Linked DNA regions of Homo sapiens: region 1 is linked to region 2. Evidence: read pairs that join two places in POLR2A ChIA-PET (ENCODE). Cell type or tissue: GM12878. All regions are shown on one strand. Links, peaks and the distances in the headings refer to the core of each region. The heading gives the core; the rest is flanking DNA. Region 1 overlaps MYLIP (myosin regulatory light chain interacting protein). Region 2 overlaps ATXN1 (ataxin 1).

Region 1 (13,599 bases), core at 631-8,630, 450 kb before region 2:
TAAAGTGATTTGTAATTAGCATTTGTACCTCTTAATTAGGACATCAGAAGCTGTACTGGGTCCAGTTTACAATTAGCATTGTTTTTACATGCATGAAACTATAGAACAAAAATATGTATGTTTACAAATGCTAGCAAATGAAGCTGGTTCGTAAACTTCTTTGATGTTTAATTATTTGTTGTAAAATACTTATATAAAATGCCATGAATATAAAATAGGTCTGTTTATGTAGTGAGTAAATTTAGCTTTGACAATCCAGTTATGAAAGGTGATTTTTTTATTCTTTTCTAAATCATGAGGGTGCATGTAGTGTAGTATACTGAAAGTATCTAGACAGTTTATTAAATGATGCTGAAATATCCTGGCAGAGTTGTCCTCTGGGGACAATTAAGGTAGCCAAGTTGGGAAGGGCAGTTAACTTATTAGTTCATATCAGATTAGGGAGGCCCTTGTGAGAATGATGGGCAGGAAGGCCTGTTTGTCATAGGACAGCACCAGGGAACCAGGCAGAAGCCCTGTATTGTAGTTTCAGCTCTGCCACCAACTACCAGCCATCCAGACTGCTATGGGCCCAGCTCTACATCCTACTTGAAGGCCTCTGAAGAGATGGTTTCTAAATTTCTCTTAGCAATAACTTTTTTCATTGCTTTTGTGTCCTCTTTATATTATTTTCCTTAATGTTTTCCTAAATATGTGTCTCTGAAAACAGAAAAAGCACATCAAGTGTTTGCTTAGATTGGTAGGTAGAGTTCTGATTTGGCCTAATTTTAGATTTGATTCTTCTATCTAGATTATGCTTTGCTCTTGAATATGAGCCTCAAATGTAAAAGGAGAGTCTTTTACTTTTCAGCTGGCATATTTCAGAGATGGAGACAGCAGGTTATTTTCAGCAGATGTTTGTGATGCCATGGAATAAAATGAATAGTGAAACAAATTAATGTATTCTGGAAGTAGATCTGAAATAATAATCATCTTGGAAATTCTTGCCTTTCAAAGGCTTTGAGTTTACTGCAATTCTGACTGGATTTTGTCAACATTTCCAAAACCAGAGATTAGAGAAGTATATGCTTCATCTTCACAATGGTAATTATACCATCCACTGCCAATAAAATCTATATTTTGCTCCCGACTTAGCCACGTTTTAGCAGAGCTCTGAAGTCTTTGCTAGGAGACGTTTTGCTTAGGTAAGGCTCACCAACACATGGATTCTCTTTTCCAGAAAACAACCCCATTCCAAGAGCTCCGTGAGTCCCAGACTAAATGTTCACAGAAATGCTCTAATCCTGGATGTTAAATTTCATCCAGATTTCAGTGATGCTGGCAGTGATGAGTTTGACTCTGACTCGTCCCTTGTTAAATCTGTCCTACCTTTCTGACCTCAGCCCCATCCTCAGCCCTCAGAAAAGTTTCCCTAGCCTTGCTTGGGAGACTAAACTCCCCCAAGACATCATGTATCTTTCCTTTATAGCATTTAATGAGCTTATAATACTACATATACTTACGTGGTAATTTGTTTATTATCAGTCACTCTAATAACCTAAACTCCATTAAACAGGGAGCTTATCAACATTGTATCCCCAGAGTCTAATAAGTGTCTGTTGCATATTTGTTGAATCATAGAATTAAGAACTTGGAAGTAAACAAAAATGGGGTTAACTGATAACTACTAATATAAGCTTTCCTAATAGATTTTGAGATGTTTTTCACTTTGCTTTTATAAACTGAAAAGTTGAGAGTATCTAAAAGAAATCTCACCATTTCAAAAATGTTTTGTAGTGATTATTTTCTGTTTGAACTTAACTTAGAGCTTCCTCACATTCTTTTGCTTCCTTTCTTTCACCCCCTCTACACCATCCTAGACCATGTGTTTATTGTGGCTATTAGTTCTTTCCTAAAAGAAACTACCACTTATCTGGGCCGTCTATGAAAGTCAGATAGTTTTCAAGTTATAGCATCACTTTAACTGCAACCCATTTATAGTCCTAAGTACATATTAACTAAGTATTTCCCTGTCTTCCAACAAAAATCACTTTTAGACATGTGGAAATCTGGGAAAGATTGCATGCCCAAACACAAAATAGGCCCTGGAAAGTAAAAACAGTAAAAGCAGGCATGTGGTTATTTCCAAAGAAAGTATTTAATCAAATTTTAAATTTCTGATATAATTTTTTCTTTTGTTAAGGCTATAGGATGTTTGTGTTATTATATGTGTTTATTTCAGCCAAGGAACGCCTGTCTGGGTATCTTTAGGCCCTTTTTGAATTTCTGGTACTTATATATTTGTATGAAATATTCAAGGAAGGTTTTTAAAACGACATGTAAAATTAAATCTGAGCATTTAGAAGGCACCTAGGGTCAGACTCAAGGTGACCAGTGTTGAGCAGCTGTAGGGACACTAGGTGTGTTTCCTCTGAATGGTGTCCCACTGTGGCCTGTTCCCAGCCCTCTTCTGTACCAGCAGCAGGACCTAGCAAGTAACTCAGAATGTGAAGGCAGTTAAAAAGATGATGAGGTCTGAAAATTCCTGAACCTTCCTGGCCTCATGGAATGAATGTACCAAAAAGCACTCCTTGGCTGATCTATATTGTTGGGAAAGAGATTGTAGTTAACATTTTCAGATTTCAGGGCTGCCTAGATTGGTGTTTGCCTAGGATGGGGATCTACTGTGAGTGAATAAGCACATTTTTTTAGAAGTGCAGATTTTCTGCTTTCAATTAGAAGTGTTCTTCTGGTGTGGGTTGTGATCACTTTTGAAGTTGGAAATTTTCCCAGCTGCTGCCCTCCACATCTTTTAACTGCTTTAGAGCAGGAACACTTTCATCAGTGATTCTCATTTTGTACTTTGGGCTTTGAAAAGGATCTCCTTAAGCCTACATAGAGACCTAACTTGGTAATTATTTGGCTGTGACAAGTTTCTCAGTGGCAAGCCCTCCATGAAGTAGATAGATGTGGTGGTTCACGTTAGATATGGCTAGTTACTTGAATCCTTGACCCTAAGGGATTTTTACTAGTATTACTTCCTTAACTTATGAAAATTTTCAAACAGACAGGAAAATTGGAGATTTTTTACAGGGAACACCTATGTATATATACACACATTATATGTGTGTGTATACATATATCTATATATATATATATATATATATGTATGCTATATATTCTATATAGTGTATATATACAGTATATATTCTATATAGTGTACATGTACACTATATATTCTACTCTATAGTATGTATACTAAGTATATACTATATATACTAAATTCTAATATTAATAGTTTACTCTACATGCTTTATTACATATTCATCCATTTATCAGTCCTCTATCCACCCATCAATCTGTCTTATTTTTAGATGCATTTCAAAATAAGTTGTATATAAGTATGTTTCCCCGTAAATACTTCAGCATGCATAACATTAACTAGAACTCAATGTTTGCAGTTTTTTCTTTTGATGTAAAATTTACATAAATCCTAATTATACCATTTAATGATTTTTGACAAACAGCTGTGCTTGTTTAAATAAAACTGCTATCAAAATTTAGAACATTATCATCACTCCAGAAAGTTCCCTGAAGCCCTTCTGCAGTCAACCCCTCCCCTTCTTTCCCACCCCCACCCACCGCACACCACACCTCTGTCATGTGTTCTTCTACCAGAGATGAGCTATGCCTGTGCGGCCTTATCTATATGGAATCTTGTGGTATGCACTCTTTGATATCTGGCTTCTTTTGTTCATCACAGATTTTTTGAGATCCATCCATATTGTCCTATATATCAGTGGTTGGTTCTTTTATATTGCTGGATAGTATTCCATTGAATGAATCTAGTGTTTGTTTATCCGTACTCCTAATAATGAACACCTGTTTTCCAGCTATTATGAATAAAGCTGCCATAAACATTCTAGTATGTACCTTTTTTTTGTAGACACATATTTTCATTTCTCTTGAATAAATAAATACCTAAGAGTGGAATAGCTGGGTCATGGAGTAAGTAATCATTTCATTTTATAACTAACTGCCGGACCTTTTCCCAAAGCTATTTGGCAACTGTGCTATTCTGTACTCCCAGCAAGAATGTAAGAGTCTAGTTCCTCCACATCCCTGCCAGCTTTCTGGTGGGTGTGTAGTGGTAGAGTGTTGTGGTTTTAATTTGCATTTCTCTGACAATTCATATTAAACACTTGTTCATGTGTTTATTGGCCTTTCATGTATCTTTTTCAAAGTGTCCAAGTCATTTACTCATTTTTGTTGTTTGCTTTTATTTTTGAGTTGTACAAATTCTTCATGTACCCTAGATACCAGTCCTTTGTCAGATACATGTTTTGTAAATGTATTTCCTCCTGTGGCTTACCTGTTTTTCTGATGCCTTTTATGAGTAGAAGTTTTTAATTTTGGTGAAGCCTAATTTATCCACTTTCTTCTTTTGTGGTTTTTGCTATGTCCTGAGAAACCTTTGCTACCTGGAAGTCATGAAGATACTCTTAAGTTTTGTTTCTAAAGCGTTACGGTTTTAGCTTTTACATTTAGACCCGTGATCCATCTTGAACTGATTTGTGTTTTACTGAAATTAAAGATACAAAACAGAAAACTCTCATAGCAATTCTGTTGTGATTTGATAGCTTTTAAATATAACTTGGCAGTCAAAGTTTGTTTTAAAATAAACTGTGGTTAAGTGACTCATTGGACTGAGGCAGGCTGGCTGATGATCACCGTGGGTTCTGACAAGGTGAGAGCAGAACCAGCCATTACTCACTATGGCTAGAGTCAGTCATGGCTCTCCAGGAGAAATACAATTCAATTATTGGTAATTGAGAATTTGAAAAAAATAGCTGCTTAGCTGTTTTAAAGATGTAGGTTAGTTCTTAAATTTTGAGTTCAATAATGAATCTGGATATAGTTATTTTACATTTGTCATTAAAAGCTCTTAAAAATGGTGTAACTGGTGAGGTAACTGGAGGGCAGTAACTGAGAGGAACCCTCTATGATGAGCAGATGAACAACTTCCAATTGGTTTGCAGGAAGTTCTGCTTTGATTCCTAGATAATTGCTTTATGAGACAAGCCTGTGTTTAGAGGAAAGTTCTCTGATTACAACTCTTAAAAGATAAATGATCTAACTTCATTCCTTAACATTGTAAGAAGGAATTAATTTTTAAAAGAGAGAAAATTTGAAGTACTTTGAAAGAAAAATATAGTAAGAATATGTGATTCATTTTTAAAATTAAAATTTGGCATATCCTTATATTCACTCCATTAAAAAAAAAATCTATAATGCTCAGTAAATGTTAATTCATCTGTGCCCACGATGCCAGGACATGAGTTTAGCCAGAATGTTACGCCTTGGGCCCCAAAATGTGATCCATATATTGAAAATATCAGTTTTCTTAGTAACTGGGTAAAACTTAAAGAAGAGTCATGAATTAGAAGGTATAACCCGAAGAATGTTTAAAAGGTGCAGTTTGAGCTTATTTATGCTCATAGGATGTATTCATGGACATTTCCTTAAGACAGAGAAAACAGTTTTTTTCCAAAGGCTTTCTTTCTGTTTGTGATTCTAGGATGTAGCCTCTATTGAATTGAATATGTCATCTACTTTTGATCTTTAGTGCAAAAGCATTCACTGCAGGCATAACTTATTTGACCACATCTGCTTGTTTTGATATTATTGGTAACATTTTGCCTACTTTACAAAAAAAAAAAGGAGGGGGCAAAACCCAGGAGCCAGATAGTTACAATCCAGATGGTTTGAGGGGAAAATACTAAGAGAAAATACTTGATTCAAAACCACCCATAAATATTGAGCCATCACTGAAGTTCTTGTTGGAAACATGTCTCTGAGCTCTGCTATCCTCTGTCTTGGAAAGAGCCTATTAGAGTGCTGATCTTTGCTACTAGTACTCTGTTGTACTGTTCTCCTGGAGAGCATAAACTTGTCACCCAAAAGCTAGATTGTGGCTGGAGTTATTTTGATGGGATATGTCCCTTTATTGTAAAAGGCTGTAAGTCCATCTAAAAAGGAACTCTCAGACATGTTTACCCTAAAACCCCAGCTTAGGGCTGGGCACAGAGGCGGTGCAAGACAAATATTTATTGGCTTGAAATGAAAAGGTTGCTTTATAGCCATGAAACTGCAAAATGCAGGAAGGGACTATCAGAAAGCTGATGTTGACAGTAAGGAGAAGGATTTTTCATGCTTACCAGGCATCCTCTGCACTCCAGGCTAGAATGTGGAGTATGTCGAAAAGGTCAATCATCGCCCTTGCTAGATCTTTTCTTAAATTCTGGCCCATATGCTGAGAAGGATCAGTGGTGCTCTCAGGCTGCCTGCCACCTGTTTACATTCTGTTACTGCTTCTTTGCCTTTGATTTTGGCCACTGTCTCTCCGGAAGTGTAGGCATGGATAGGTTGCAAAAAGACACGGAATTGATTCAAAACTCTTCTTACTATCTAATAAAGCAGGAACTAGTCTCTAACTTTACACCTGAAAAATAAGTTAAAAGCCACTTTTGCCTGTAATCCCAGCACTTTGGGAGGCCGAGGCAGGCAGATCATGAGGTCAGGAGATTGAGACCATCCTGGCTAACACGGTGAAACCCCGTCTCTAATAAAAATACAAAAATTAGACAGGCATGGTCTAATGTAGCTATCGGGAGGCCGAGGCAGGAGAATCGCTTGAACCCAGGAGGCGGAGCTTGCAGTGAGCCCAGATCGTGCCATAGCACTCCAGCCTGGGCGACAGAGCAAGACTCCATCTCAAAAAAAAAAAAAAAGGCCACTTTTACATAAGCAGTAATTAAACTAAGAAGACTTCGTTTGTGGCAATATTCTTCAAGTCTTTCAGAGCGTAATTTCTTCTTTAACGAAAGCATAGATGCAGATTTTAGTTTCCTAACAGCACACCTCCACCCCAGTCGAATACAGAGATGGGTACATTCACCAAGATGAAGTTTATCAAATGGTCATCTAAGAAGCCTTTTGAGGCCTGCAACAGTGTAGTAAACCACGGCTTGCTGAGAATGCTGGATCTCAGTCCTCAGATAGCTATTTTACAGCAAATTATTTTCATGGTGATTCCTTTGCCCCAGTGGGGGCTCCTTTCTCAGTTTAGCAGTATGTCAGAAATACTTTAAAGATTAGCAGATGTTTGGGTTAATAAAAACCATCTTTATCTTCTTTGAGGCTATTACACATTCTTACTATGATTTCTTTACACGGGCTTTGAAAAAAAGAAAAAACTGCAGTATTTGGCAGAGTTTCATCATTTTAAATATTTCTTTATCATTATAGAATGCACAAAACATTGAATTTAAATACTTCTTAGTGAAAATAAGATTAATGGCTCTTGTCAGCCAGACATTGTAGACTCTCAGTATAGCACCTCCTTAGATTTGTAGCCTCACTGCCTCCTCCTTAGTCGATTCTTACCTTGCTCATGTTCCTCTACCTGGAATGTCAGACACAGATATATTATTAAACAGAAACAGTGCTGAGGACATCGCACCTGGCCAAAGTTACAATTCATTTGTTAATGGGACGAATAATGTGGCAATTAGCCTTGTTTGAGAGGTTATGACAAGTCATCGAAGGAAGGTTAAAACTTCACATTTGCCAGGGACACTTGTTATAACTGAGGCCAATCTGTCTACAGCAGTTTAGGTGCTCTTCAGAGTTTTGGGCAGTGTGACCAGTATCTGAATTTTACAGGAGTTTTTAAGTGTGACATAACCTTTTAGTAAATGTAGAATATAGTATTGTATACAACTAGGATGGGCTTAAACAGGATGAAACTAAGGTTGGAAGGTAAACTAATCACACATAATATGCAGTTTTATGTACATTTTTGGAGCTCTCTGATGTTCGAGGCACTTAAGAAGTCATACATAATATACATGTTATGTCAAATACTGTACCAGAGGAATAGAGGATTTGCATGTGATACAGACCAAAGGGTATCCAAGCAAGGCGACAGAAAGAATGGCCCTCAGGACAGAGGGAGCAGCAAGACCAGAGACACCAGAGCATGAACATGCTTCCTAGATTTCCCAGGGAGAGGAATCGTTCCCTATCCTGGGGCATAGCAGCTGCAGGGAATGACAGGAGACGTGGCTGGAAAGCTGGGGCCAGATGGCGGAGACTCCTCAGCTCCACGTTAACAACGTGCTCCCTTGGCAAGCCGTACAGATCCTTTGAAGGATTTTGAGCAGAGAAATGACAAGTTTATACTAGAAACAAGCAGCATGGAAGGTAGGCTGCCTGCATGGAGTCTGGAGGAGGAGAGCAGCGCAGAGAATAGTGTAAATTCTTCCTGCAAGTAGTATTGAGGAGGTACAAATGGGAGGATAGAACTGGATTTAAATAGTTTTCAGAGAGAAGAAAGTCAAGTGAAATAGGACAAAGAGTCCAAAGTCAGTCCGTGGTCTCCATTCGGAGAAAAAGGGCTTGGGAAAGAATATATGGAGTTTGGTTTTGAATGAGCCAAAATTGAGGTACCGAAGAACATCCAGGTGGTGAAGCCTATAGGAGATTGGACATTTTTCATGTGATTCTTAGGACAGAAGCTGGCACTGAGACTAGAGATTGGGGTATCATTTGAATAAAGGTGAGAATTTTGTCTTTATGTATAGAGTTCCTTAAGATTCTATCAGAATCCATGTCAAGATACAATTTTTCTGATTAAAATAATTTCTTTTAAAACACTATAATGCAGAAACTTATGTGTAATTATTTTATGTTTTGTAACCTTAATGTTACCGAACTTGTGTTAAATAAGTTTATCTTGTTTGGGTCACAACTTTTATTCCAGAGAAACGCAGTTCTTATTTTGATTTTGCCTTAATACTGATGATTTTTTTTTGAAGTTCTTTAATGTTAAGCATTTTCAGTGTGACTTTTAAAATTGCTTTCCTTAAAAGTGACTGTGAAATTGCTAAGTAGGCTGAGATTGATGTCAGGTTATCCCCAAGCATAACCTCACTCTCACCTTGCTTTGCAGGCATATCTTTTTCTTGCACATCAAGGAGGCCCTCTTGGCAGGCCACCTCTTGTGTTCCCCAGAGCAGGCAGTGGAACTCAGTGCCCTCCTGGCCCAGACCAAGTTTGGAGACTACAACCAGAACACTGCCAAGTATAACTATGAGGAGCTCTGTGCCAAGGAGCTCTCCTCTGCCACCTTGAACAGGTGAGGCTGTTGAATATAGTATTGTTTACAACTAGAATAGGCTTAAACAGGATGAAACTAAGGTTGGAAGGTAAACTAATCACACATAATATGCAGTTTTATGTACATTTTTGAGCTCTCTGATGTTCGAGGCACTTAAGAAGTCATACATAATATACATGTTATGTCAAATACTGTACCAGAGGAATAGAGGATTTGCATGTGATACAGACCAAAGGGTATCCAAGCAAGGGGACAGAAAGAATGGCCATCAGGACAGAGGGAGCAGCAAGACCAGAGACACCAGAGCATGAACATGGCAGCATCAGGGCTACTGCATATATTCATAGAGCTATCAAATGTATAAGCATTTCCAAAAGAAGATGAATCTGTGGTACATACACATAATTTGTGAAGTTAAGACTGGGCCATTGCCCAATTTAACCAAATATTTTCAAAAAATTTGTTAGCCTTTTATTTGAAAAATATGTAAACACAATATGAAATGCTATATAAAATGGGAATTTTTTAAATCTGTGCCTTTAAGTACAAATCTCCTAAAATAAAAAATCTATTATGTATATTGGTGTTTTCTTCATCCCAGCAAGAATTAAACCAGGAGATCTAACATAGGCATTTTAGTTATCTATTCCTGCATAACAAGTTACCCCAAAACTTAGTGACATAAAACAACAAAAATTGTCTCACAGTTCTGTAGGTCAGGAATCTGGCCATGTCTTGGCTGGGTCCTCTGGCTCATGAGACTGTAGTCAAGCTGCAGGTAGAACTCTGTCTCATCTGAAGGCTCGACTGAGGGTGGCCTCCATGCCAGGTTGACTCCTGTGGTTTGTTGGCCTACCTCCTTCCCTGGCCACAGGGGCCTCAGGGGTCAACTTTATACTTATAAACTATATGTGGACAAATGCATGAGACTTTCCAATATGTAAATTTGACTTATGTATATTTTTAGAGACTTTCCATAATTCTTCCAATTCATCACCCATCCAGCATCCCCAAAGTGTTTTTACCAAGTATTTAATAGTTGAGATCCCAGTGTCTTAGACGTTTTTTATAGTAAGTTCGCTAAATACATGAAACATCAGTAATACATAAGTTTTAAGTTGTTGTGATTCATCAGTGTTAGTATATTTCACTCGTGAAGACTACATAGGTTTATCTCTAAAGCTAATATCTGTATACTTAATTCTCTGTCCTCTTGGTGTCCTCCAGCATTGTTGCAAAACATAAGGAGTTGGAGGGGACCAGCCAGGCTTCAGCTGAATACCAAGTTTTGCAGATTGTGTCGGCAATGGAAAACTATGGCATAGAATGGCATTCTGTGCGGGATAGCGAAGGGCAGAAACTGCTCATTGGGGTTGGACCTGAAGGAATCTCAATTTGTAAAGATGACTTTAGCCCAATTAATAGGTAAGCCAAGACTTAACTTTTTTTGACCTAAGCATGTGTATACATCTGTAGCTGTCAATGTAATAGAAAATAGGAAGGGATTTACTCGACAGTCAGCTCTTAGGAATGAAAGATTTCATTTTGGTATGTACATTAATTTTATTCAGGCCTAAATAACCATTTTAAATGTTATTCAAGGTATACAATGTGGCAGAGTTAACGTTTTCCAAATAACCCATTCACTGCCATAAAAAACTTGTTTTCAGCTCTAGACATGCATGTGCGCACACCCAGCACTTGCTCCCATACTTCCCTCCACATATGCCCAACTGCTTTTCACTGTATCTTTACAATAAGGCAGCATTATGGTGATGTGATAACCCCAGAGGAAGCGTCTGATTTTTCTGCTAGGTCATGAGCAAATGGGGATCCCACAAAGGCACACACATGGTGAAGAATCACTCCTTCTAGATCTGCTTTCTTTTCTCTTCCTGTCTCTTAGGATAGCTTATCCTGTGGTGCAGATGGCCACCCAGTCAGGAAAGAATGTATATTTGACGGTCACCAAGGAATCTGGGAACAGCATCGTGCTCTTGTTTAAAATGATCAGCACCAGGGCGGCCAGCGGGCTCTACCGAGCGATAACAGAGACGCACGCATTCTACAGGCACGTATCTCGTGTGCTTGGTCACCTCAGCACCACAGCTCTCAGGTTTTTAGGTGACAACCAGGTTTCTACGGTTCCTTGGATTGTTGTGTCAATGAGTCTAGTACAGAATTTAAGAAATTCTGAACATTTTGTTTCCGTAGTAGCAGTGGAGTCCTTATTAATGTAGTCTTGTTTTACCCACAGAAGGTGCATGTGTGTGAGCTGCACAAACACATTCTCTGCTTACCTCCTACCGTATTCTCTTATGCCATTAATCTAGACACAAAGTGTGTTAGGAGATTTCTATGCCTATTTAATCAATACAACAACCCTAAGGGGTTATTATTACCCTAATGTTAAAGATGAGGGAACTGGGAGGATAATTATTTACTTAGTCTAGGACTCAGCTTCAAAGCCAAGTTTGATTACCCTAAAGGTAACCCTGAGGGACTGGGCCTGCTCCACTGCTCAGGAGAAGGATAGCACAGATCATCTTTTCTTTCTGGCAGAGCTGCTATCCTGAGTCGTCACTGTGTATGGAAGGATTTTTTAATAGCAATATTGATTCCCTCATTTCAGAGGGTACTTTAAAGCCAAGTTGTGATTGGACTCACGTATTTGGACAATTAAAGCTAAGAAATTTAAGTCGTAGACAACTTTAAACTTTTTTATTTTAAAATAGATACACAAATTGTGAAACAGGATGGGAAATTTTTAGACATTTCTAACCTAAAAGCCAAGACTTCAGGCAGATGCCCTTTTTCTTCCATAAGCAACTTCACTCAGTAGCGTCTGTCCTGGGGAGGAGGTACGTGCTCACTGCCCTCTGTATTTACTGCTTTACGGAAGCCATAATGTCAGGAGATGTTAGAGAAACAGAGGTGTAATCACTGAGAATATTTACCAGACGTAAAACTGGAAGGACTTACTTTCATACATGCAGACGAGACTATGAAACATCTGCTGACATTTCTGTTCTTATTGACAACAGCGAATAAGGGTGCTGCCAGGCTCTTTGGTGTTAAAGTAGATGTTCAATCTTGCCTTGCAGGTGTGACACAGTGACCAGCGCCGTGATGATGCAGTATAGCCGTGACTTGAAGGGCCACTTGGCATCTCTGTTTCTGAATGAAAACATTAACCTTGGCAAGAAATATGTCTTTGATATTAAAAGAACATCAAAGGAGGTGTATGACCATGCCAGGAGGGCTCTGTACAATGCTGGCGTTGTGGACCTCGTTTCAAGAAACAACCAGAGCCCTTCACACTCGCCTCTGAAGTCCTCAGAAAGCAGCATGAACTGCAGCAGCTGCGAGGGCCTCAGCTGCCAGCAGACCCGGGTGCTGCAGGAGAAGCTACGCAAGCTGAAGGAAGCCATGCTGTGCATGGTGTGCTGCGAGGAGGAGATCAACTCCACCTTCTGTCCCTGTGGCCACACTGTGTGCTGTGAGAGCTGCGCCGCCCAGCTACAGGTAGGGGAGTCAGCTGCCCACTTTTGCCTGCAGCCTCACCTATCCCTCCTCTTAACGGGGAGTAGGAGCCAGGTACTGGCTCGCTAATGCACAGACGGGGAATGCCCATCTTCACCCGGAAAGGGTCTTTGTATTTGGTGACCTAAAAGGCATTGCCCTTTAGAAACATTTTAGATTAGCATACTATTTTCAACAACATAATTACTCCAAATTATGCAGTGTTTTCAAGTTCTGAAAATGAGGCTGAGATTCCTGGGTAACATATCTAGTTAGCGGCTTACCTGAGGACAAGAATCCAGGCCTCCTGAGGCCTGGCCCAGGGCTGCTTCCTCTATTTCAAGTTGCCTCCCTTTTTCTGACACTTAGGAGGATGGTCTTTATTACTTAAGATATTTGGGAAAGAATACTTCTCAATTATCCATGGATGGGTTGTTGACTCTGTGATATTGGTGATTAATTTCCTTTTATGATTGCAAATGCCTCAAGGGCATATGGGTTGGCTGTTATTTATTAGCAAGTCAAACTAATTTTAATATTAACACGAAAAAGAGAACTCACATATAGTTTTCTTCCTTTCTTGCATGAAGAAGAATTTTAAATTTCCTCTTACAAGTTTTTTCAATTTGTTTTTATTTCTCAGATGTGTTTGCCAAATGTCACTGTGGTTTTATGTAAAACTGGTTCTAGATAATACTTAGTCCTTCAGAAGCTGCTAATTTCAGAGCTAATAAGACCAAATGACCCCTGTGTCCTTTCCCCAGAAGCAGTCATAGGCTTGTCTTTTTCTGCCCACCTATTCTGACTCTCATCCCTAAGTCTCTCCTGAGGGCTGATGATGGGCACGGGCTTTCTGAGAAGTCAGCCAGGAATGTGGAGCTGCCACCTACGGCTAGAAGCAGAGCCACCCTCCCTGG
Region 2 (17,577 bases), core at 4,426-12,425:
CAACTAGGGCAGCTCACATATGGTGCCAGACGGTGAGGGACTCTGTGCCCAAGGCACTTGCTGTACCACAGGAGCTAGGCAGCCCTGGCTGGGAAGGAAGCTCTGCTCTCACCCAACGGCTGCTCCAAGGGTGCCCCCAGCCAGGTGATCCAGACAGCCATGGTTTCAAAGCTCTGTGAAAAATGGGTCTCTGACTTGAAAACTTGAATCAGGAAGTCTCTCCAGGACTGGGATTACTCCACTAATACAAATTAAATCCATTCAGAAGTATGCTAAACCCTTTTTGTAGATACTAGAGGAGGATGAAAAGAGGGAGGAAAGAGAGGCAAAGTAATTTTGGAAGATTAGGATTATACTATGGTTCATGCCAATACCCTACATTTGTTTACTTCTATATTGATCATTTTCTCAAATGATTAAATACTCCTGAAATAGGAGTTTTAACGATTTTAAACATTTCATATATATTATTTGCAGCAACACCCAAGGGAGAAGGGTACTATTATTATCCGAATTTTACATGCAAAGTAACTTGCCCAATGTCACACTTCAAGAAAACAGCAGAGCTGGAATTTGAGCCCAGGCAGCCTGAAGCTTGCAATCTTATCTACAGCTTTTCCATCATATGGCACTAACATAGTTATATTTAATCATGTTCCCGATATTGGACATATATATATATATATATATACACACACACACACACACACACACACACATATACACATATATATATATACACACACACATACATATATAGGCACATACATATTTTTAAACTAATGAGCAGTATAACTTCAGATACATATCTAATAAAATTTTTTTATTAAATACCTTTTTGCTCTTTTTAAGAAATGAAAAATTATGCTTTCCACTGAAAAATGATTGTATCTAGTGATTTCATAGTTGTCTAAAAATACTTGGCCAGAAAGGAAGAACTTAAAATTCCCTAGGACCCTTCTACTCCTTCTGGATTTAATATTATTTCTGAAATGTCGAAATCTGGTAAGTTTCAAGGATGCTGCTGTCTAATGGAGGAAGGTTCTACAAAACAGTACAATTTACTTGACTTACAAATGACCCCCCCCACCCCCAAAACCCAAAATACATGGAAACACCATTTTGCATAATCAGTCAGCAAAAAACTCTTTTTGTTTTCAAAATTCTCAGCATTGGAAAACTGTATTAAGTAGACGCTCTCATAAACTGCCTCTGGAAATACAAACTGGTATGACTTTACTGAAAGTAATTTGGCAACAAGTTACCAAAAGCCGTAAAACTTGAAAACTCTTACATTTACCAGTATGCTGCTAAGAAATTAGCCTAAGGAAATAATTTGTAATGGGAACTAATACAGAGCTATAAGAATATTTTTGGCATCATGAAAGCAATAAAATGTCTGGGTGTGGTGGATCACGCCTGTAATCCCAACACTTTGGGAGGCTGAGGTGGGAAGACTGCTTGAGGTCACGAGTTTGAGACCAGCCTGGGCAACATGGCAAAACCTCATCACTATATAAAAAAAAAAAATACAAAAGTTAGCCAGGCATGGTGATGTGCACCTGTAGTCCCAGCTATTAATACTTGGGAGGCTGAGGTGGGAGGATCACTTGAGCCTTGGAGGTGGAAGCTGCAATGAGCCAAAATCATGCCACTGCACTCCAGCCTGGGTGACAGAGTGAGACCCTATCTCAAGAAAATAAAAAGGCAAAAAAATTAGAAACGGCTAACTGTCCAGTTAGAAGGGATATAAATTAAATAAATTTTAGAATGTTTACTCAATGGTATACTAATCATTAATAACTATACGGTAGAAAAATATCTGTTGCTATGAAAGATGTTCAGAATTATATTGTTAAGAGGAACAATACTCTTAATAATCTCTACTACTTCTACAATCTCTACTACCATTTGATGTTTGTCTCTCTAAGTGAATTTATAAATCTATAAATTTATAAATGCCTTCAGAATTATCAGCAATGCCTTGTCATCTATCCTAACTAGTGACCTCAAAATAAGTAGAAGTTATTTCCTTTCCCATAAAAAAGCAAGGGTTCCATTTTTATAAAAGAGACAGTAGGAAAAAATGGAGTCTACATGAATAGACATGTGTATGTTGTGTGTGTATGTTTGTGTGACCAGATATGTATACACCCCCACCACTATCTTGGGGACTTTACAACTCAATGATAATTATTTTCCTTTAAAGCTTTTGGAGATGTTTACCTGTACCATGTGCTTTCATCACAATGGAGAACCATAAGCTATCAGTTCCTTGCAGCAGATCTTTTCACGAAGATTTTGCTTGAGTAGAAAGGGTGGCAGTGGAGAATCTCAGTGTAAAACGCCTAGACCTGTAATTATAAAAACAATATTCTCACTGAGTTAGGCTGCTTCTGTGGTCTTCATTCACATTCGCTGAAGTCACAGAAACGGGAAACATCATATTGCATAATCTCTCACACACACATGCACACACGCAAGCATGCGCACACACACACACACACACACACAAGGTTTTTAAATCAGAATGTCAAAAACTCAGCAGGCAGAGACACAGCAGGTCCCTATCCCCAGGGATGAGTGGGTTCTGGCCAGGGGTTGCTTCCCACCCCATCTCCTCCCCTTGAGGACACCACTATCAAAATAATCCCGTTCCTGCCCCTCCTTCCCTGCTCAATGATTCTAAGATTTCTAAGAAATAACAAGCAGTCAGTTCTTCATAGAAAATGTCAGAAACATTGCTGAATTTGATGCTCTCTTTCTCTAAGACTCCTTCTAGCCACAAAATTATGCAAATTCAGTGCATGTATTTACCATTCCGGCCTCACTTTCACTTTTGAAACTACACATGCCTCTTTGTTAATAACTCAGTTAAGACATGATGTCAGTGATGGCCAAGGTCATCACGAACATTGATTAAACATTTACTATGTTCTGGGCCATGTGCTAAGGGCTTTACACACATTGCCCCACTCCACTGCAGTCTGTGAGGTGGCCAGGAATCATGTTTACCTCTGCATTATTGACAAGAAAACTGACAGTAAATACAGCCAACGGATGTTAAAGCCAGTACTTAAGCCAACAGTTCACAGAGGTCATGCTTAGGATTCTAGTACTATACCATCTCTTCAAGGCTGATCTTTCTACCAACACTTCTGTAGTTAGTATTAAAACATATCGGGGCTGGGGCATGGTGGCTCATGCCTGTAATCCCAGCACTTTGGGAGGCTGAGGTGGGCGGATCATGAGGTCAGGAGATCGAGACCATCCTGGCCAACATGGTGTAACCCCATCTCTACTAAAAATACAAAAATTAGCCACGCATGGTGGTGCGTGCCCGTAATCCCAGCTACTCAGGAAGCTGAGGCAGGAGAATCACTTGAACCGGAAGGCAGAGTTTGCAGTGAGCTGAGATCATGCCACTGCACTCCAGCCTGGTGACAAAGCAAGACTCTGTCTCAAAAAAAAAAAAAGTATCAAATCACTATCACCTCATTTTTCCCAGAGGGTTATGTCACCTAGTCTTAAAATTACTATTATTTGTTTTGGATTTGACTGTACTTTGATTTTAATTCCCAAGCTCAAGTGAAACCGACATGTTCATATTTCAACTGAGTGTAAGTTGGTGGTTATTTTAGTAAATTAAAAATGCTAAGTAATCCCAAATCCAGATGCCAAAACACTAAGCAGAAACCTAAAATCCACGTCCTGCCTAAGCGGCTAAATTTCATTAGAAACAAGTCAGATGATAACATCAAAAGGCATATATGAATTCCAAAGTAAAGATATGAAAATGAAGAGAGGAATTTCGATATCTAATACAGCCATGTCTTAAAAAATTCTTAAACATGTTTACCTGTTCACAAAGTCTACATACTAATACAGATCTTAGAATCACTGCAACACAAAATGGATATGAGCATATCAAGAAATCAACAAAATTATGTATGGGTCCCACAATAACTCTCCTTTTGTATATGTGTAGGCATTTATTTGCACTATTTTTGTTATGCCTCTGCCTTTGCATATGACACTCCCTTTGATTAACATGCTTTGCCTCTCCTTGCCATTTAGAAAATTCCTACTCATTTTTCAGCTGGACACAGTGGCTCATGCCTGTAAATCCAGCACTTTGGGGGGCCAAGGCGGGAGGATCACCTGAGGTCAGGAGTTCGAGACCAGCCTGGCCAACATGGTGAAACCCCATCTATACTAAAAAAAAAAACTAGCCAGGCATGGTGGTGGGCGCCTGTAATCCCAGTGACCCGGGAGGCTGAGGCAGGAGAATCGCTTGAACCTGGGAGGCAGAGGTTGCAGTAAGCTGAGATCGTGCCATTGCACTACAGCCTGGGCATCAACAGCGGAACTCTGTCTAAAAAAAAAAAAAAAGAAAATTCCTACTCATTTTTCAAGGCCAACCTTGAGCTTAAATAGCTTAAATTCCATTGTGATGTCATCCTCATCTATCCCCTAATGTTTTCTGGAAATCTAAGCAGAATAGATTCTGCCTCACCTACGTTTCCTAGCTCAGTGATGGCATCAACATCACTCTGACGTCTTCCTCTCCCAAATTATGCCCCATATTCAACCATGCAGCCATACTCCTCAACTCCCTCCGCTCCTCTCCGGCACCACCCTGGCTCATCTGGACTCTTTCCCTGGCCCCCTAACACGTCTCCCCGCGTCCACCCTGCCACCCTACTACCTTCCTTGGCTCCTGCCTAAGGCATTGCAGTGGCTTTCCATTTCTAAACATGGCCCCCAAAACCTGCATTCTCTTCCAACTTGCACTACAGCATGGCTGGCTTACTTTCAATTCCTTAAAAGGACCTTGCTTTCCCAGGCCTTAAAGCCTTTGCACATGACTTCCTCCTTGCTAAGACTTCTCCTCAAATCACCCACCCCTTCTATCAAATGACCTTGTATTCTTTTCTCCTTCAGCTCTCAGCTCAGTCCTCTTCTCAAGGGAGACTTCCTCAGCCAGGTCACCACCTCCTAGGACACACTTGTATAGAATGACCCTCCCTGGTTATAGTAGTCATTTTGTAACTTTTACATTTTTTGGTTGATTCATTGATTAATGCTTGTTTTCCCCCACGAATCAATAAACTCCAGAAAGGGAGAACTGTGTCCACTCTCACCCCTCCTTTCATCTTTGGGATTCAATGGAAAGCTTTGCACATTATGGGCACTCAATAAAATCTTCTGAGTGAATAAATGAGCCAAAGAAGGAGGGAAGGAGGAAGGGAGGGAGGAAGGTAGGAAGAAAGGAAGGTCATCCCTTAATCATACTGATTTAATTAGTGTTGATTGGATTCATCTGTAAATCGTTTTCCAGCACACAGAGTATGACATCTACATTCCTTTGGGTAACATGCAAGGCTCCTTGAGCTCTGACCCCAGCCAGCCGGGTCTCTCCTCCTGCTGCACTTGACCCTCAGCACCTCCAAGTCCCTCCCTGTAGCTCCCTGACCCCATCTTGTTTCCCTCATCTCCACACCCTTCTCTCTTCTGTTCCCCCCACACATCATCTTTTCAAACTCACTCAGTCTTCAAGTCTCAGGGCTGGGGACGCTTCTCTGTGAAAAACTCCCTGACACCTTCTGGGAAGTGGGGGCCCTTTTCTCTCATTTTTCTACAACCCCTGTACCTATCCCTATTAAAGCAATTATCATATTTTCCTGTACTTGTTCCTTAACCAAGTCCATCTCTCCCACCACAACCTAAGTCCCTTAAAGGCAAGAAAGAGGTATCCCCTCATCATAGTACCCCAGAGTTTCGTACAGCAGCGTGGCACATAAATTAACAACAACAAAAAAAAGAAATGTGTGTATATACACGCACACATATATATTATATAATCTACATTTATATATTATATATACATACTTATATATTATATATACATCACACACATACACACACGTTTCATACTGCAAAGTTCCAGAGCTGGGCATCTGAAATATACGATTAATAGAGAATGTTATTATTAAATGTGGTAAGGCATAATGATTACAAATTCATCTGTGAAACGGGCTAATAACACCTACCTCACAGGGTTGTTACGAGAGTTAACTAAGCTACATAAGTAAAATGTTTAGCACAGAGCTCAGTATACTGGAAGCACTCCATAAATATTAATTGTACAGCCATTATCACTATCAGTATTGTTAGGGCAACTAAGCTGAATTTACAACTTATGGGTAAAATGTAACAGTTTTATTTGCCAGTATCTTTCATATTAAAGCATTAATTAGCATTAGCATCTGTGTAAGAACATAAAATGCCTAGAAAGGAGCTCAGAAAATTAAGGATAAAGAAGAGTCTTATCCGTTGCAACTGAAGGACTAATGATTGTTTCGGTAATCTGTGATATATGTGTGAAGGAAGCAAAGCATCAACAACAAAGCATTTCTGTACAAAAATTATCTATGAAGTCTAAATGACAGAAACTACACATATCGCCATTCAAGTGCTGTAAACATTGAGCTGACGTAATTATAAATACTTACTGTAAGCTATTTCTTTTGCTAAAAAAAAAATTAGAGATGCATATTCATCCACTTCTGTTAATTACTGGACAGAGTAATGTGACTTCATAAATAAATACTAAGGATTTGACTAATGAATATGCCATAAAATGTCTGAATTAATAGCAAGCACATTTCATATGTGGTCTATTAGATGCTATTCTAATTTAGAATTGCAGAAATTTAATGAAATAGACTGCAAACAGGAAAATACAGGCAAGACTATTTTGCAATGCACTTTGGAAAAAAAATAAGAATGAATTGTTTACAAATGCTACCAGTACATAGTTGAACAGAATGAACTGGTAATAGTTATTTTACGAAGCAAACTCATAATTCTGCCCTATGTTGCTTTTCTCTTGCATATTGGCCAAATTTAAATAATGCATATTAGAGTTTTATATATTAAGTCCTACTGAAATATAAAGTACTATCATTATTGCATTTTGAGATTTCTATTCTCAATTCACATTTATCACTGATAAAAGATAAAACCCCAAAGCAAATCATTTTTCTGATTGAGGCTTTTCCTCAGAGATACTAGAGTTGTAGGGGAAGTATAAAAATACTAAATTCATAACATTCTTTTTTTTTTTTCTTTGAGACAAGTTCTCACTCTGTTTCCCAGGTTGGAGTGCAGTGGTGTGATGACAGCTCACTTCAGCCTCAACCTCTCGGGCTCAGGTGGTCCTCTCACCTCAGCCTCCTGGGTAGCTGGGACTACAGGCACACGCCACCATGCCTGGCTAATTTTTTAATTTTTTTTTTTTTTTGAAACATAGTTTCACTCCTGTTGCCCAGGCTGGAGTGCAATGGCGCAATCTCCACTCACCATAACCTCCGCCTTCCAGGTTCAAGCAATTATCCTGCCTCAGCCTCCTGAGTAGCTGGGATTACAGGCATGCACCACCACGTCCAGCTAATTTTGTATTTTTAGTAGAGATGGGGTTTCTCCATGTTGGCCAGGATGGTCTCGACCAGCATGTGGTCTCCCAAAGTGCTGTGATTACAGGCGTGAGCCACTGCGCCCAACTATTTTTTTAATTTTTTAGTAGAGACAGGGTCTTGCTATGTCGCCCAGGCTGGACTCAAACTACTGGTCTCCAGCAATCTTCCCACCTAGGCCTCCCAAAGAACTGGGACTACAGGTGTGAGCCACAGTGCCCAGCTGTAACCTATTCATTTACCATGAGACTATTAAACTCCTTTTAAATTGAATTATAATTCTATTCCATGGCCACAGCTATTGACCAGTTTACCCTAAGTATATGGTTCTTTGCAACATAATTAAAATGAGAAGGTAGAATAGACAAAACCAAAAAAGTCTTAATTTGATCATTTTTATTTAAATTTACTATTAATTTCATTACCATGATGCTTATGTTTGCGTCATAACATCTGATGGAATCTTAGTAATATAAGGCAAAATTCTTTGTTCATTATGCTGGTCCTTCAATCAGGGATGTCCTCATTCATTCAAGCATTGCTCTTCCTTTAAGATTCAGCTCGATGTCACTTCCTTTGTGACATGCTCCCATACATATTGTATTTTCCCTGCCGTGTAATGATCTGTCTCCCTTTCTAGACTATGAGCTCCTTAGGGGCCCCAGCGAGGTCTCTGTATTTTTCATAACAAACTGCACAATTCTTTGCACAGAATATACTCTCAGTAAACACTGGTTTGATGTGTGGGTGAATACACACACTTTGATACTCTTATGACTATGGTGAAAAGGCCACTAATTGTGATTTCAACTTAAAGGTTAAAGCCAAAAAAAATCCATTTTTTAGTGAAATGAAACTCTTAGCGTTTTCACTTCCAGATGCATCAGCATTACATAAAAGATGTTGAAACTATTTTAAAAAATAGTCATGCTGCGCATTTTCCTGTCTGAGAATTAGACTGAAAATACCAAATTCCCCAGGGGCCCCTGGGTGTTCTAAAGACAAATGTTCAGTTAGCTATTGATTCCATGCACTCATTTAATGGAAATCCGGAGTAAGACTCAACCTCCCCACCACCAGCCTGTCACTCATTATTCTGCTCAGCTGTTTCAGAATAAGCGACGACTCCCGGGAGAGCTCTGCCCCCCTCCCAGTACTGGCCAGCACTTCAGTGATGATGAATCCGAGCAGCAGAGAATTTCAGTACTCAAAGCAGCAGAACATCAGTCCCAACTTACATTTTCCACTTCCATTGTCATTCTTATTCCTATATGGGCTTATTTCTCACATATCCACCTTTGATTTTTCAAGATCGAACCTTTGAAAAGGTGAGGGCCTGGCTGCCTAACATATTACATCATCACGCATATGCCGGACTCCTGCCTCACTCAGAAGACCACGTGTTGCTCAGAAAAGAAAGGTGGGCACCAAAAGAACAGGTTTCTCATAATATCCTACCCAGGCCCACAGTTAGACGTATTAGTCACTGTTGGGACAATGAATATGGGTTTTCCAAGAGGTGATCAAGCCTTTACTTGATGGATTTTCTTTTCTCCACGCCCCAAGATTTTCTAGGCTTTTGGTAGGAAGCACTATACAGAAAGCACCCACGTCTCCTAGCTGATTCTGTGTCTGGAGTTGGTTCCTTCTGGTGGGTTCGTGGTCTCGCTGACTTCAAGAATGGAGCCGCTAACCTTTGCGGTGACTGTTACAGCTCTTAAAGATGGCACAGACCCAAAAGACTGAACAGCAGCAAGATTTATCATAAAGAGTGAAAGAACAAAGCTTCCACAGCTGGAAAAGAATCTGAGCAGGTTGCACTGGTGGCTGGTGCGGGTGGGGGTGGGGGGTTGGGGGGGGCAGCTTTTATTCCATTATTTTTCCCGTCCATGTCCTGTTTCTGTCCTATCAGAACGCCCTTTTCTCAATCCTCCCCATGATTGGTTACTTTTAGAACCCTGCTGATTGGTCCATTTTACAAAGTACTGATTGGTGCATTTTACAAATCTCTTGCTAGCTACAGAGCACTGACTGGTGCATTTTTACAGAGCACTGATTGGTGCATTTTACAAACCTCTTGCTAGCTACAGAGCACTGACTGCTGCATTTTATAATACCCTTGGAAGACAGAAAAGTTCTCCAAGTCCCCACTCGACCCAGGAAGTCCAGCTGGCTTCACCTCTCAATTCCACTCAGTAGTTACTGTCAGCCTCCCCCTAAAACCTCCACCACTCAAGGAGCGACACTGTCAGAAGCAGACCTTCTAATTACTCCTGTGTGATCTCAAGCCCCCTCCCTGGGGACTATGGAAAGAGAATGTTAGGAAATAGAGATGGAAAAAACAAGCCATAATTCTGACATGCTATCACTTTAAAAATATTTCTATCATGCAATGTTTGTAACCCACAAAAGAATGCACTAACATGTACGTAACCTGTGAAGCATAAGAATAAAATGAACAGGCATACACCGACCACCCTATTTGAGAACTAGACATTTAGGGGTATTTTGATCCATCTACCTATTTGCTATTTCCCTAAGCCATCCTCCTGCCTTCTCTCCAGGGGTAACCACTATCTTAAATTTTCTATCTATCACTCTCTAAAATACATAGTTTAATTGTGCTTGATTTTAAACTTTATAATACTATCATACTGTATATAGTCTTTTGTGACTAGTTTTTTTCACACAATATTGTTTCTAAGATTTAGCCATGTTGTTACAGGTAGCTACTATAGTTCCTTCATATTCACTGCTGTATAATATTCCATTCTGTGAAGCAAAAAATTATATATATGTATGTATGTACGTGTATATGTGTGTGTGCATATATATATATATATATATATAAAGGTTCTCAATAGACTAATATATATATATATTAGTCTGGAGAGATAGAAGCTAATACATATATTAGTCCAATTATTATACATATTAGTCTAATTATTATATATTAGACTAATATATGTCTATAGAGATAGAAGCTAATATACATATTAGTCAAATTATACATATTAGTTCAATTATTATATATTAGACTAATATATATTAGTCTACAGGGATAGAAGCTAATATATATTAGTCTAATTAATATATATATTAGTCTAATTGTCATATATTAGACTAATATATATATATATGTCTGTTGACGACCTTTAAAATTTTTTCAGCTTCGTTTTTTTTTCTATTAGAAACAATGCTGTGTCCATTAGGAACAATACCCATCAGCATAAGTTTCCCTGGGTTATTGCCTAGGAATGGGTCTATGAATATTCACTGTTAAACAATAGTGCCAAATTGCTTTCCCAAATGACTATATCAACCTACACTCCCACCAGCAGTGCACCCCACCATTTTTTAAAACTGATAAATCATTTCAGAATCAAGAAAGAGATCTATTTGTGCTGAAGTTGGTGTTACAGGCTCAAATTCCTTTTTTTCCTTTTTTTTTTTTTATTTATTTATTTTTTGAGACGGAGTCTCATTCTGTCGCCAGGCTGGAGTGCAGTGGCACGATCTCGGCTCACTACAGCCTCCACCTCCTGGGTTCAAGTGATTCTCCTGCCTCAGCCTCCCGAGTATCTGGGACTACAGGTGCGCACCACCACCCCCACCTAATTTTTGTATTTTTAGAAGAGACGAGGTTTCACTATGTTGGCCAGGACGGTCTGGATCTCTTGACCTCGTGATCCGCCTGCCTCGGCCTCCCAAAGTGCTGGGATTACAGGCGTGAGCCACCGTGCCCAGCCTACAGGCTCAAATTCTAAATATCCATAAAGAAATAAGCATCCTGTCCCTGTCTCTCACATTGGTGAGTTTATACTTTGTTCAGCACTAAGCATAACAAACGAGAGTTACTTCGTAAGATGACGGTTACTTTACCACCTTCAAACATGGCATTAACTAATGACTTAGATTGGACTGAGGGTTAATAATTTGAAGACTCCCCATGACCTTCTTTCCTAGTCATTCAATTCTTAAGCAAGGTGGATACCAAAAGTGTCCAAAAATGCCCTAGCGTACATGAAGTGCCAGGGGCCAAAACCACCCACTTAGAACAGGAAATCATGTACAAATATAAGTACCTCAAGCTTGTGAAATTGAGAGACTTCTTTATTTCCTTCACTATTAGAAGCAGAGGAAGAGAGGGCTGATTAGATGGGGGGAAGGCTTAGCTTTTATTTTAAAATAGCAAAATCGAAAAACTTTGTAATTAGATTTTGCCAGACTTAGGCTTAAAGGAAAATGATTCTTTCCTCTCCAAAAGAATAAGGTCAGAGCCTAAGACTCCCAAACCTTTGGTCCTGGCTCAAAGGGTGAGCTACGAATCGGCCCGTTCTTCATCATCCTCCTACATATACCTATAGATCTGTCTGGGCATGAGTACAGAATTGGCAAATACAGGGTATGAGAAGAGACAACGATAAAACGGACAGAATGTGGTACTGTTCAAATGTTAAGAAGTGTCAGGAAAGCACCACAGCTGACGCTGAAGTTAATCTGGAGGGGAACTAATTTACCTTCTTTAACACAAGTGGAGATGAGGGCAACAGTCTGTGAAACACAGTCAGTGTGTTCTTTCTCCATTATGGTCTCTTTCTTACTGGTTAACTACAAAAAGCAAGGAAATGGCTGAAAGGCAGGCAGTGAGGGGAGAGGGAGGAATGAGAGACTTTCACCTGTACGAAGGATGTCTCTGGAAAACGGAATGTTGACAGAGAGTAAACAAGCAACATATGCTATTAATGCCTGTTAAGTCACCTTTTTGAGATTTTTTGGTGACTATCAGTGAAGTCTTATGCCTCTTATTAAATTCTCACACTGTTTTAATTAAGTAGGGCCTTATTTTAATCACAGTGGTGGTGCCTTCTCGTTTTAAGCTAGTGAGCTGGAACCCAGCCAGGCAGTGTTAAACAGGAGCGAGAGACTTTCCTTCTTCGTCAAGGAAGCTTTTGCAGCCCCGTTATTTTGTTTTTTTATTTTTCAGAGACTGAATCTAGCTCTGTCACCCAGGCTGTGCAATGGCACGATCATAGCTCACTGCAGCCTCTAACTCCTGGGCTCAAGCAATCCTCCTGCCTCAGCCTCCAGAGGAGCTGGGACTACAGATGCACGCCTCCATGCTTGGCTAATTTTTACTTATTTTTTGTAAAGACGAGGTCTCTATCTTGCCAAAGCTGATCTTGAACTCCTGGCCTCAAGCAATCCTCTCATCTTGGCCTCCCAAAGTGCTGGATAACAGGTGTGGCCACCGTGCCCAGCCTCAGACCTCCTTTTCTCCCCTATCCAAAGCCTGGTAAACAAAGTGAGCTGATTTGCATATCTAAAATCGGGTGCTGGATGCCTGCAAATATGATAGGGAAATATGTATTTGGAACCTCAGGTGAAACCCCAGCAAAAACATTAAAATCATCACATTTGAAGGAGCCCTTTGTAATGCTGATATGTAAAGATCCCATTAAAACACAGCCATTCTCCACAACTACAAAAATCTTTGATTTAAAAATGACTTTGGATTCCTATGTCACGTTAAAAGTGTGTTGGGCATTTTATCCAGTGACTTAGATTATCCTTTCAGGAGAAATACTGTACTTCATTGTAAGTCCTTAATGAGGGACCAATTAGTCCTTCCCCTCCACTTCAAATTCCTCTGGGAAATGAGGTCAGAATCCACTTCCCACCCAAAGCACCTCATGGAGGCTGCATCAAATACTACAGCAGCATTTGTCAAAGGGGAGCCCTTTCCAAAGGCAAGATGGGTAGAAGGAGAAATCTTCATCAAGGGCTATGCCTTCCACCGACAGGCACAGAGCACAAAGAAGCTCAGCATTTACTATAAGATCTTGCACAGGAGCTGTTCAAACAAGCTGAAGCACACACCCACGAATTTCATCTCAGCGACTCTCTCTTTTACCTGCTGCCACAGGGACAGCCTTCCTGCTCCCTGATTGGGTGTCTCGCTGGCTGTGCACTCACCTGCAGGGCGCAGGGTGTCCCACCTGCATCCCCCTCCTGCTCCATCTGCATCATGCACTCAGAGGGGAGTGCCACTGCTCTGGGTCACCAGCCTGCTCTGGCTCTGCCGCAGCCTCCCAGGGGATTGAGCTCCTACTCCTTCCACTAGAAGCATGGTGAGCAAATTAGAGGTTATAAACACCTCCGGTGGAAGGAGGAGAATTCCTTTGGGCTTTGTAAGGGAACCTCGTCAGCCGCAAGAATCTCCGGGGTATAAGACATAGGTACATGCTCACCCTTGCCCCTTGGCCCTGTTGGGCATATGTGGACCACACCTTTTTCTGCCCACAATTATGGCAGAAATGCCCATCCAGGAAAATGCTGCTTCACATGTTCGAAGAATGCCTCACATGGTTGAGAATACTGCTGGTCCTCAACAAGCAGCATAAATCTATTTTTTTTTTTTTTTTGAGACAGAGTCTTGCTCTGTCACCCAGGCTGGAGTGCAGTGGCGCAATCTTGGCTCACTGCAGCCTCTACCTCTCAGATTCTAGCGATTCTCCTGCCTCTGCCTCCCCAGTAGCTGGGCTTCCAGGCACATGCCACCACACTTGGCTATTTTTTTGTATTTTCAGTCGAGACGGGGTTTCACCATGTTGGTTAGGCTGATCTCAAACTCCCGACCTCAGGTGATCCACCCGCCTCGGCCTCCCAAGGTGCTGGGATTTGCAGGCGTGAGCCACCATGCCTGGCCTAAAACTATTCTTGATGTAAGGAGAAACATATTCCTAAATGCTAAAGGCAGTGCTGCCAAATCCATGGCTCCCAGCATAGGCTAAAGTTTTATTAGGAGACCAGGAGTGCACACATCTCTGGCCAGGGACAGCAAAGAAAGGCAGCTGAGTCCTACAACACTGCTGGAAGGAGAAGCCAACAGTCTAGGATTTAAAAAAAAAAAGAAGCTGAGTCTGCCATTAAGAATGAAGTAAATTGCTAACACAGATTTTTAATGTTCTTACACACACACAAAATGATAAACTGGTGAGGTGATGAATATATTAACTAGCTTGATTGAATCTTGTTATAATGTATGCATTATAAAAACATCACACTGTACCCCATAAATATACATAATTATTGCCTATAAATATAAAAAGTTAAAACAAAAAATTAAAGAAATAAATGGTGAAGACATTTTTTAAAAAATGAATGATGCTTTCATGCATGCTACATAGCTTGTCACAACCTGCCGGAACGGGTTGCCAATGTGACATGCTTTTAAGATCACAGCCCTCCAGCAACACATTGATACCTGAAACTCCATAATTAAGAGTTATTTCCTTTTGTTTAAAGATGTTTTCTCTTTTGAAATTTCAGTATAATATGCTACTTTGGAAGTGGTATATCCAGATCTCCAAAATATATGCATATGCATATTTTAAAATCAAAGCCGAGTATTGATCCTAACTTTACCACTTTCCAGCTCTGTCACTTTGAGGAAATTATTTACTGGCTTGACCCTCAAGTTCATCCGCTGTAAAAGGAGTCACTAACGCTTGTCTCAGAAGGTTGTTACGTATATAAAACTACGCGGCCCAGACCACACCCACAGCAGCCACTCGGACACTGGTTTTCCCCTCTCTTTCTACACAGCAGGTCATAAGAAGTAAGGACAACTCAAGGATGCTGGCTTCCTGGTGTGGAATGATAAGGCGGCCAGCAAGCTGGAGTGGGGGTGGCAGGAGAAAAGGACACCTGGGCCCCATGACAGAACCTGTTTCACAAATGTGGTGAGGGGAGCTCTGCTCCAGTGCACAAAAAGGCTGCAGGCTGACACCATTTTGCAGTGTTCACTGGCAAGGCTGCTGACATAGAAACTGGCCTCCGTCAAAAAGTCACACCTCTCCTTTTCCTGGCTTGGTGTCCAGCTGAAAAGAGGAGGGGTTCATGTGCATCTGGACAGCTTTACCCCAAGGGCACCTGCAAGGTAGTAGGAGCAGATGAGGCTATGGCCAGATGACAGGGGGACATGCCAGCAGAAGGAACTAATGCAGCTTCCAACTTGCTGGTGCCCAGCCAGACCCCACTGATTTGGAGACTTTCCTGCCAACTTGCCAAAAACTGATCTGACACCCAATGGTGTCACCAAAGATGTTTTCTTTTCCTATGCATCAGTACCTCCACACCCAGGGATCAGTCTTCCTTCACCTCACTCTAAAGGGCCAGCCATCATTGCCTTCCAAGGTATGAACCAAGAAATGTCACCACTCACTCAGGTGAACAGGCCACAGAGGACTAAAAGTGCTGGCCCTATAGCAGCCTCATGCAAAAACAGATTTGTGCACTGAGAAGACTTTTGAAATTTGAAAGGCCGCTACTAAGAAGATAAACCCTCCAAAGATTTCCTTCTATCATTGTTATTCATTAAAAAAAAAACAAGCTTAGGCCGGGCATGGTGGCTCACACCTGTAATCCCAGCATTTTGGGAGGCTGAGGCGAGCGGATCATGAGGTCAGAAGATCGAAACCATCCTGGCCAACATGCTGAAACCTTGTCTCTACTAAAAATACAAAAATTAGCTGGGTATGGTGGCACGTGCCTGTAATCCCAGCTACTCAGGAGGGTGAGACAGGAGAACAGCTTGAACCAGGGAGTCAGAGGTTGCAGTGAGCAGAGATCGCGCCACTGCACTCCAGCCTGGTGACAGAGTGAAACTCCGTCTCAAAAAAAAAAAAAAAGCTTAACTTGAATGAATGGGAACAAGAGGGTTATTTAAAAAATAATAAACAGTAACAGCTATCACACCTAAAGGTGACATTATCTAGAAACATTAACATGTCAAGACATCAGCCCTTCTGTTCCTTCTGTTCCCCCAAGAGGCCTATTTGGAGCACCAGCAAAATGCATTTGGAGGATCACTAAATCTAACAGTGTTCACTGCTGTAGTGTTATGAGAGTGTTTCACTTTCAGGAAATTTCAAAAGGGAAAGGTGGGAAACAATGTGTGTCCTACATGGAAATCTCACATGTGGTTCATTGCGTCTTTTTTCTTACACAGCTGCCATTATATAATTCTTGGCCATTGTTTTTTATTTAATAATTAAGATGAATAATCTTGGGGTCATCCATTGTATATGTATCTGTGGTAGGTTTAAAAATTCCAGTTGACCTTTCCCTAGCCCCCAGTATACTTTTGGGCTACTTCCTCCCTAAGATGAGCTATGTGCACACATGTGGCACAATTTTAATACTATCTAAGCAAAACCACAAACCAATAAAAGCATCATCCGGTGCTTCTCAAAGCCAAAGGAAATGATTTTGGAGCAACACATCACTGATTACATTCCATTAATACAGATAATTAAAAGTTGACTGTATAATAATGTTAAATAGCAGGCATAACTTTTTTTGAAAATTTCTCCGTGATATTAGCTATGCAAAAACACTGACTGAATGTTCAATGCTAATCAAATTCATCTCCTCTTAAGAGCAGCGTATAATAAATGGGTAGCCTAAAAGGAATGCTTTGAACAGAATGCTTCACTATTGTCTGATTATTCTAAATTTAAAACTCCAACAAAGGAAAGGATTATTCTTCTAAGGTTCAAGATTCGTGAGGATTTGGTAACGAAATTCCTTAAGGACAGCAAATTAAAAAATTGCTATCTACAAGCTGCCACTATTTTATGTCTGTATAGTGTTTTAAAATCAAAGTCACTACCCATTCAACAACAAATGTTTGTTTGGAATAAATGAATGAAAGAAACAGCCTCAAAATACTTTACAAGTTTAATCACCTATAAGTTATGAATTAGGCAGCAACTTCAATCATTCCCAAATGATTGAATCATTTACCTCGCTGGGGTAAGGTATATGTCTGGCAAGCCAAAGCCAGAACTAGAAACTCAAGTAATTCCTTTGATTCTTAGAAAATGACGCAGTTGTTAGAGCTGGTTGCCTGCTGCAGTTGTCTTCCTGTGTACTCTCAATACAATTTGGAAGGCATGTTATCTAGGCTAGGGGAGGTAATAACAAAGGAGGCATAACAATTAGGCTTGCTCCTGAAATTATACGGGTAGTCAAAAAAACGAAGGACCCCACCATCACCTACTAAGCTATGTGATGGGTACCTAGCTGGTAAAAG

What was found. ChIA-PET counts read pairs that join two places held together with the same protein. Peaks named below come from ENCODE experiments on the same cell type or tissue, not always from the same donor. Only the 100,000 strongest peaks of a DNase experiment are listed, where the experiment ranks them.
Region 1: POLR2A ChIA-PET joins it to region 2 with 8 read pairs; 1 of 35 experiments calls an interaction of 5 or more read pairs at or near these places.

Annotation. Positions count from the first base shown.
Region 1 is chr6:16,132,633-16,146,231 of GRCh38, forward strand. MYLIP (myosin regulatory light chain interacting protein) reads left to right here. Exons shown (of 7, transcript NM_013262.4): 3 at 8,993-9,178; 4 at 10,388-10,585; 5 at 11,067-11,231; 6 at 12,265-12,685. It overlaps MIR4639 (microRNA 4639), which reads left to right and starts at 8,924; the gene lies at 8,924-8,992. RefSeq lists an enhancer at 411-570. In GM12878, for the core only: no CTCF peak of the experiment used is centred there; no DNase peak of the experiment used is centred there; H3K4me3 peaks cover 3,110 bases.
Region 2 is chr6:16,583,554-16,601,130 of GRCh38, forward strand. ATXN1 (ataxin 1) reads right to left here. Exons shown (of 8, transcript NM_001128164.2): 4 at 2,227-2,354. Among named protein-coding and RNA genes, the nearest start is that of ATXN1-AS1, 170 kb to the right of the region's middle. In GM12878, for the core only: no CTCF peak of the experiment used is centred there; a DNase peak (open chromatin) is centred at 8,428; H3K4me3 peaks cover 657 bases; H3K27ac peaks cover 1,819 bases.